Regions from separate parts of the Homo sapiens genome. Here region 2 is linked to region 1. The links are chromatin loops, found by intact Hi-C in ENCODE. Cell type or tissue: transverse colon. All regions are shown on one strand. Links, peaks and the distances in the headings refer to the core of each region. The heading gives the core; the rest is flanking DNA. Region 1 has its middle 9.8 kb from the start of FAM215A. Region 2 holds the start of SLC4A1 (solute carrier family 4 member 1 (Diego blood group)).

Region 1 (2,903 bases), core at 316-2,815:
GCTTGATCCTCACCTGGAGGTTGAACTGTCACCTCATGATTCAGTAGAGTTTGAGCTAGACTCTCCATAGAGGACTCTGGAGTCTGAGCTGGGGCCTCCTGCTGGATCTGAGAAGGTTCAACCCCCCCAGGAAACTCAGAAGGCTGAGCCGGCTGCTCCTGCTCACTGGGGGAAGGTTCAGCCTCCACAGGAGAACCTAGAGGCTCAGCTGGGGTCTCTTGCTGGGTTGCAGGAGGTTTTGTCTCCTCAGGGCACTCTGGTGTCTGAGCTGGGGCCTCTAATTGGGTTAAGGAAGAGTCCACCTCCTCGGGGTGCCCTGGAGGCTGAGCTGCAGCCTGTTCCTGGCTTGACGTAAGTTCCTTACCTGGCTCTAGAGTTACTGCAAGCTCCATATCCACAGATTTGACTGTGACATTGGGCGGGCATGAGTGCTGAGCTTCACTCCAACTTTTCAATGGAACATTTACCTCGTGGTGTATCAATGGCGGAGCTACAAACTCTTCAGAGGCAGGTCGCTGCTGTCCTGGGGCCTCCTGCTCTGTTGAAGAAGAGTAGACCCCCTGAAGAGACTGTGAAGGCAGAGCTGGGGCCTCCTGATGGGTTAGAGAAGGTTCCTCCTCAGAGAGCTGTGGAAGCTGCACTGGGGCTTGTTGCTGAAGCGAAGAGGACTGGATGTCTTCAAGGGTCTCTGGATTTTGAGTTTCGGGCTCTAGATGGAATTGACAAAGTCCAGCTTGCTCAGGCAGTCCTGGAGGCTCATCTGAGTTCACCCAGAGTTCTGGAGGCAGGCTGCCGGGATACAGTATATCCATAATTGGATATTCATTCTGCTGAGGTTTTTTTTTTTTTTTTTTTTTTTTAAGACAGAGTCTCGCTCTGTCGCCCAGGCTGGAGTGCAGTGGCGCGATCTCGGTTCATTGCAACCTCTGCTTCCCAGGTTCACGCCATTCTCCTGCCTCAGCCTCCCAAGTAGCTGGGACTACATGCTCCCGCCACCACACCCGGCTAATTTTTTGTATTTTTAGTGGAGACGGGGTTTCTCCGTGTTAGCCAGGATGGTCTCGATCTCCTGACCTTGTGATCCGCCCACCTCGGCCTCCCAAAGTGCTGGGATTACAGGTGTGAGTCACCGCGCCCGGCCCATTCTGCTAAGGTTTTGATATAAATCGGTGTGGAGTTCCAACAGCCTTAGCAAGCTTCCGATGCTGAGCTAGATCTTTCTTCCTGTTCTTGGGCGAAACAATAAACTTGGTTGCTTTTGAATCCTTACTGTCTAGAGGTGGAACAAGTATTTCATCTGCCTGATGATCTGCAGCCTGATCTAGACCTGCAGTTTGAACCTTACTTTTGAGGCGAGGAGGCTGAACTAGGGTCTGGTTCTGATCCCAGTCCAGCATTGGAACCGCCTTTGGGAGCCTTTCTTGTCGAATCAGCCTGTCATTTAGATCCTGGTGTGCAGCAGAGAACTGCTTTGGCCCCGGGAGCAGCTCTCCAGCTGAATCCGTGTCCAGGAATGGAACCAAATGGGGCGGGGCTGACATCTGCGAGGTAGCAGAGGACCCCAGGTAATCAAAGCCCCTCGGGTCTGCCGGGGGAGTAAGCGCATGGGGAGATTCCCACGGGAGATGGGAGGAGCGAGGAGCGGGAAGACCAGGGCTCAGTCGGCCGCAGGGGATTAGAGGTCAGCTGGAGCGGGTCTTTGATCCACTCCAGAGGCTGAGCCTACTGGACTAGTAGCCACAATAGTTGCCACGTGAGGAGGGGCCGTGGGCCCCAGGGACGCTGCTGGGACATGACATGCGCTGGCGCCGTGCACTGAGCGGGAGCCATTCTGGCAGCCTCCAGACGCTCGTGCCCCTGACAAACACGCGCCCCGCCCCGTCGTTAATGACACCTTTATTTACGCCACCTTTATTAGGTTGGGGTCCAGATCTGCTCCATGTCACCAGGGCGATCTTAAGTCACAATCCCGCCCAAGGTCCCCTTCCCGCCCCGCCCCGCTGGAACACCCCTCCCCTCCCCTTAGTGAGGAAGGATTTGGGCCGCAGACCTGGGTGGTCTCAGGACTCCAGCGGCCTGTTGGGGTGAAGTGGGGTGGGGTCGGGGCGCGGCACAGCTTCCCAAGGAAGTCACAGGACCTCGCCTCGGGATATTCAGAAGTGCTAGTCCAGTTCTGGCAGCCTGAACTCTTCCTCCTCCAAGGTGAAATCCGAGAATACTCTTCCTTCCAGGGAGAGCGACTGACCTGCAAAATGGGTGCCAGTTAGGGTGGCAGGGAGGACGCACATTACAATCATTTATTCCAAAATGTTGCCATTTTCGCTAAACTTTCGGTATCTTTTGTTGCATGTTTGATAATTAATTCACCACCCTGTTAGGTAGGGGCTGCCAGGGAATGAGCGAGGACTCCAGATTTTCTGTAGGAGGGGTGTTGGGGGTAGGCAAGTCGGTCTGGGAGAGAAGGTTTTAATCCGAGTGAAGAGCCCTTTGCACTAGCCTGGGAGGAGGCTGAACTGTCATCCTGCCTTGACTCAACACAGCCATTCCCCTAGAAGTTACAGTGTCACCCTTCAGAGATCTACCCCGTGTGCACACATAGAGAAGAGGCTTAGGTTGTTAGAGTCAGCATGTTAAATCATTTCCTGAAATGCGACTGTAACTAGAACCCAGCTGACTTCCCCCACAGCCATTCTTACCTATTTTATTACTGTCTGGCATAATTACCAGCATGTAAACTCCAAGAAGGTGCTTCATCTTCTTCCAGTGCCTAGCATAGGCATAGGGTGCATAGTGATGGCTTTAAAGTGGAAGGGATTCCAAGGTTCGCCTCATTTAGGGATGGAGCTATTGTTATAATCAGTTTTCTGAAATCATTGCTGACTTCCTCTCACATTTCACAGGAA
Region 2 (2,903 bases), core at 200-2,699, 340 kb after region 1:
GTCCTGGGGGTAGGGAGGGGATTACTGGATCTCACCAGACTGGAGAATGGGAGAGACCCCTGCCTTGGCAGGTGGGGCAAGTGATGGGGTGCGGGGGAGGGGTCCTGGACCTGAGGACGAGGTAGTCCCTACTGCAGGGCTTGGCTTTGCTCCTGAGGACCCTGATGACCCACCTCTTCTCTCTCTTTTTCCTCCTCCCTCTCTGCTTCTCCCAAAGTTCCTCTTTCTCTTCCATCTTTATTCACTTTCTTCCTTCTCTGGACTTGCCCATGCACTTTCTTAGGCCTCAGATGCTAAGGCCTCCAGGGTGTCTAAGCCTTAGGTACTAAAAGTCCCACCCATGGGGCTGGGACTGTGGCCTTGGTTGCCTATCTGAGGAGTGGAATGGTCAGAGGGGCCCTCAGAGCTGCAGAATCCAGAGGTCCAGGCTGCCTCTCTGCCACTGACTGGCTGAAGGGCCTTGGGCAGCTTCCAGCCTGTAGGCCTCAGTCACCCCATCTGTACAATGGGAGTGCCTTCCTGCCAGGGTTCTGAGACATCAGTGAGAGAGAAGAGGGGAAAACAGAGGTGCCTTGAGCTCAGTTGGAGACTTACAGGGCGCACCCATGACCCAGATTGCCACCCGCCAGCCAGGCCGCCCCCCAGCTGCAGGCCTTGTGCTGCCTAGCACTGATAAGGGCCTGGACCCAGATCGCTGCCCCAAGTTTTGGAAGTGCACCAAACACCTGGCCAGCTAGCCAGCTGGCCAGGGCCAGGCCAGATAAGGGTGAGCGGGACATCTGAGCCTAGAAGGTATAGCACAGCTGGGAAGACACGGCGGGAGAGGGGATTGACCAGATGACAGGGACAACTTCCTAGTGGTATGGCACCACCTTTGTGTAATCAGCCCGAACTGCACAAAGAACTGTACTGCCTTAACTCTTAGAATCCCCAAAGCATTCTGTGAAGTGGTTTGGGGATTCTAAGAGGAAGAAGAGTAATGTCATTAATCCATTCTACAGATGCGAAAGCTGAGGTTCAGAGACATTTACCTGCTTCAGCCACCCAGCAGGTAGGTATCAGAGCCAGGTTACAGCCTGGACTACCTGACTCCAGCCACATCCCTAAGCACTATGCTAAGTTGCCTCCAACAAAACAACTGTTAGCTGGTTTAGAGTTAGTTGTTAAGATCACGGACTCTGCAGTCGGACTGCCTGGATTCAAAGCCCAGCCCTGCCATTTACTAACGGCGTGTGACTTCAACTCTCTGTGCCTCAGTTTTCTCATCTGTAAAATGGGGGTGATGATAATGATGCCCATCTCATAGACCTGTTGTAAGCATTAAGGAAATTTACATTTGTAAGGGGCTTAGAACAGTGCCTAGCATATAAGGAGCGCTATGAAAATGTTTGCTGTCATTATCCCTTGCTGCTGGGGTTACAGTCAGACTTGCCATCTTCATTTCCCCTCTGATTTGCCCTCAGTTCCCATGGAATTAGCCTGAGCTAAGTGTTTTGAGATTCTCATGTGGTAGGAGGCTCTGCAGTTCCCTCCAATACTGACCACGCTGGGCGTGGAGCCAGGTGCCCCAGGTAGACCCCTGGAAGTGTCCCAAAGGGGATACTGTGTCAGCTGACATCCTGCCTCCTAGGTGGGAGAGGGGGTGGTCTGAGGACCCCATTAGGAAGGAAGGAGTCTGGGGTGGACAAGACCTGACCCTGTGGGATCCAACAAGCTGACAAGGGCCCATACCTGGAGGGGATCAGATACCCCCCGCAACACACGCACCGGAGCCACACATACCTCTGCTGCCATTGACCACCTGCCACCCTCCTCTTTTCAGGTGCCAATGGGCCTGTTCCCTTAGGGGCAACATATGCATGGTAACATTCTCACCCCACCCACCTGCACCCCCTTGGAGGTCAGGAGCCTGGCCCACCTGGGCATAGATTCAGGCTGGGCACCTGTAGAAGCCCTCAGGGCAGGCACCGAAGGACCATCCCCAGCCCCTCCCTGCCCTGCCCACCTGCTCACGAGCCTCAGGGTCCCTTGGTGAAGTCCTGCAGCCGCTGGTGCCCTCTGCGACCAGCTACGTTCCCACTCGTTCTGACAGCACCAGCGCCCCAGGGGCAGCTCGCAAACCCCTGACTCATGCCCCCGCCTCCTAATCTGCCCGCCCCACTGGCCCTGGGAGCCCCTTCCCACACCCCCCACCCCGCTCCCACTGGGTGCCCAGTAAACAGAGTTATCTCTTACCCACATCTGGACAGCTGTGAGTCTGGCCCACCCCACCCGCCTGGCCAGCCCCCAAGGCCTCTCGGGGCCCTCCTGGTCCCCATGGTTCTCCTGACTCTTCCTTTGTGGATGAAGGTTTGATCGCTCTGTCCTCAGGGCTCCCAGTGCCCTGGCAGGAAGGCACCAGCCTCCAGAGGTCCCTGTCCTGCCTCTGTCCATCCTCCACTCTGGCCAGGCCCTTCTGCTCTGGCCCCAAGGTGCAAGGGCGCCTGCTCCTCTCGTCTCTCTTGGTATCCACGCTAGGACTCACTCCTCCTCTGCAGTTTTCTCCACAGGGAACTGCTCAGCACTCACGGGGCACGGACAGCCCCCTCCCCTCCTTGATCCAGACTAGGATGCCCCAGCCACATTCTCCCCAAGACCCTGGCTGGTTCTAAAGAGCTGGCTCCTGGACACTAAGACACTGACATTCAGTCAACCTGAAACAATGTCAGCTCAACAAAACAACCATCCCCACACCAAGCTCTTCAACTCACAAAGCTCTAATGTCTGGGCATACTGGCTCCTCTGTAGGCAGCCTGGCTCAGGCCCCCAGGCCAGAACAGCCGCATTCTCAGCCCCTGCCATGCCCCTCCCCTTCAGTTCCCACCCCTACACCCCCAGTTTCTCTGCTCTGGGGGGTGACCAGA

The links. Hi-C counts contacts between places; a loop is a spot of excess contacts. Peaks named below come from ENCODE experiments on the same cell type or tissue, not always from the same donor. Only the 100,000 strongest peaks of a DNase experiment are listed, where the experiment ranks them.
Region 2: it touches region 1 in a loop (8-fold over the local background); 1 of 110 quality-filtered maps calls a loop at or near these places.

Annotation. Positions count from the first base shown.
Region 1 is chr17:43,925,559-43,928,461 of GRCh38, forward strand. It overlaps the pseudogene LRRC37A10P and LOC102724183. Among named protein-coding and RNA genes, the nearest start is that of FAM215A, 9.8 kb to the left of the region's middle. In transverse colon, for the core only: no CTCF peak of the experiment used is centred there; a DNase peak (open chromatin) is centred at 1,827; H3K4me3 peaks cover 1,081 bases; H3K27ac peaks cover 796 bases; H3K27me3 peaks cover 1,497 bases.
Region 2 is chr17:44,266,049-44,268,951 of GRCh38, forward strand. SLC4A1 (solute carrier family 4 member 1 (Diego blood group)) reads right to left here and starts at 2,087. Exons shown (of 20, transcript NM_000342.4): 1 at 2,006-2,087. In transverse colon, for the core only: no CTCF peak of the experiment used is centred there; no DNase peak of the experiment used is centred there.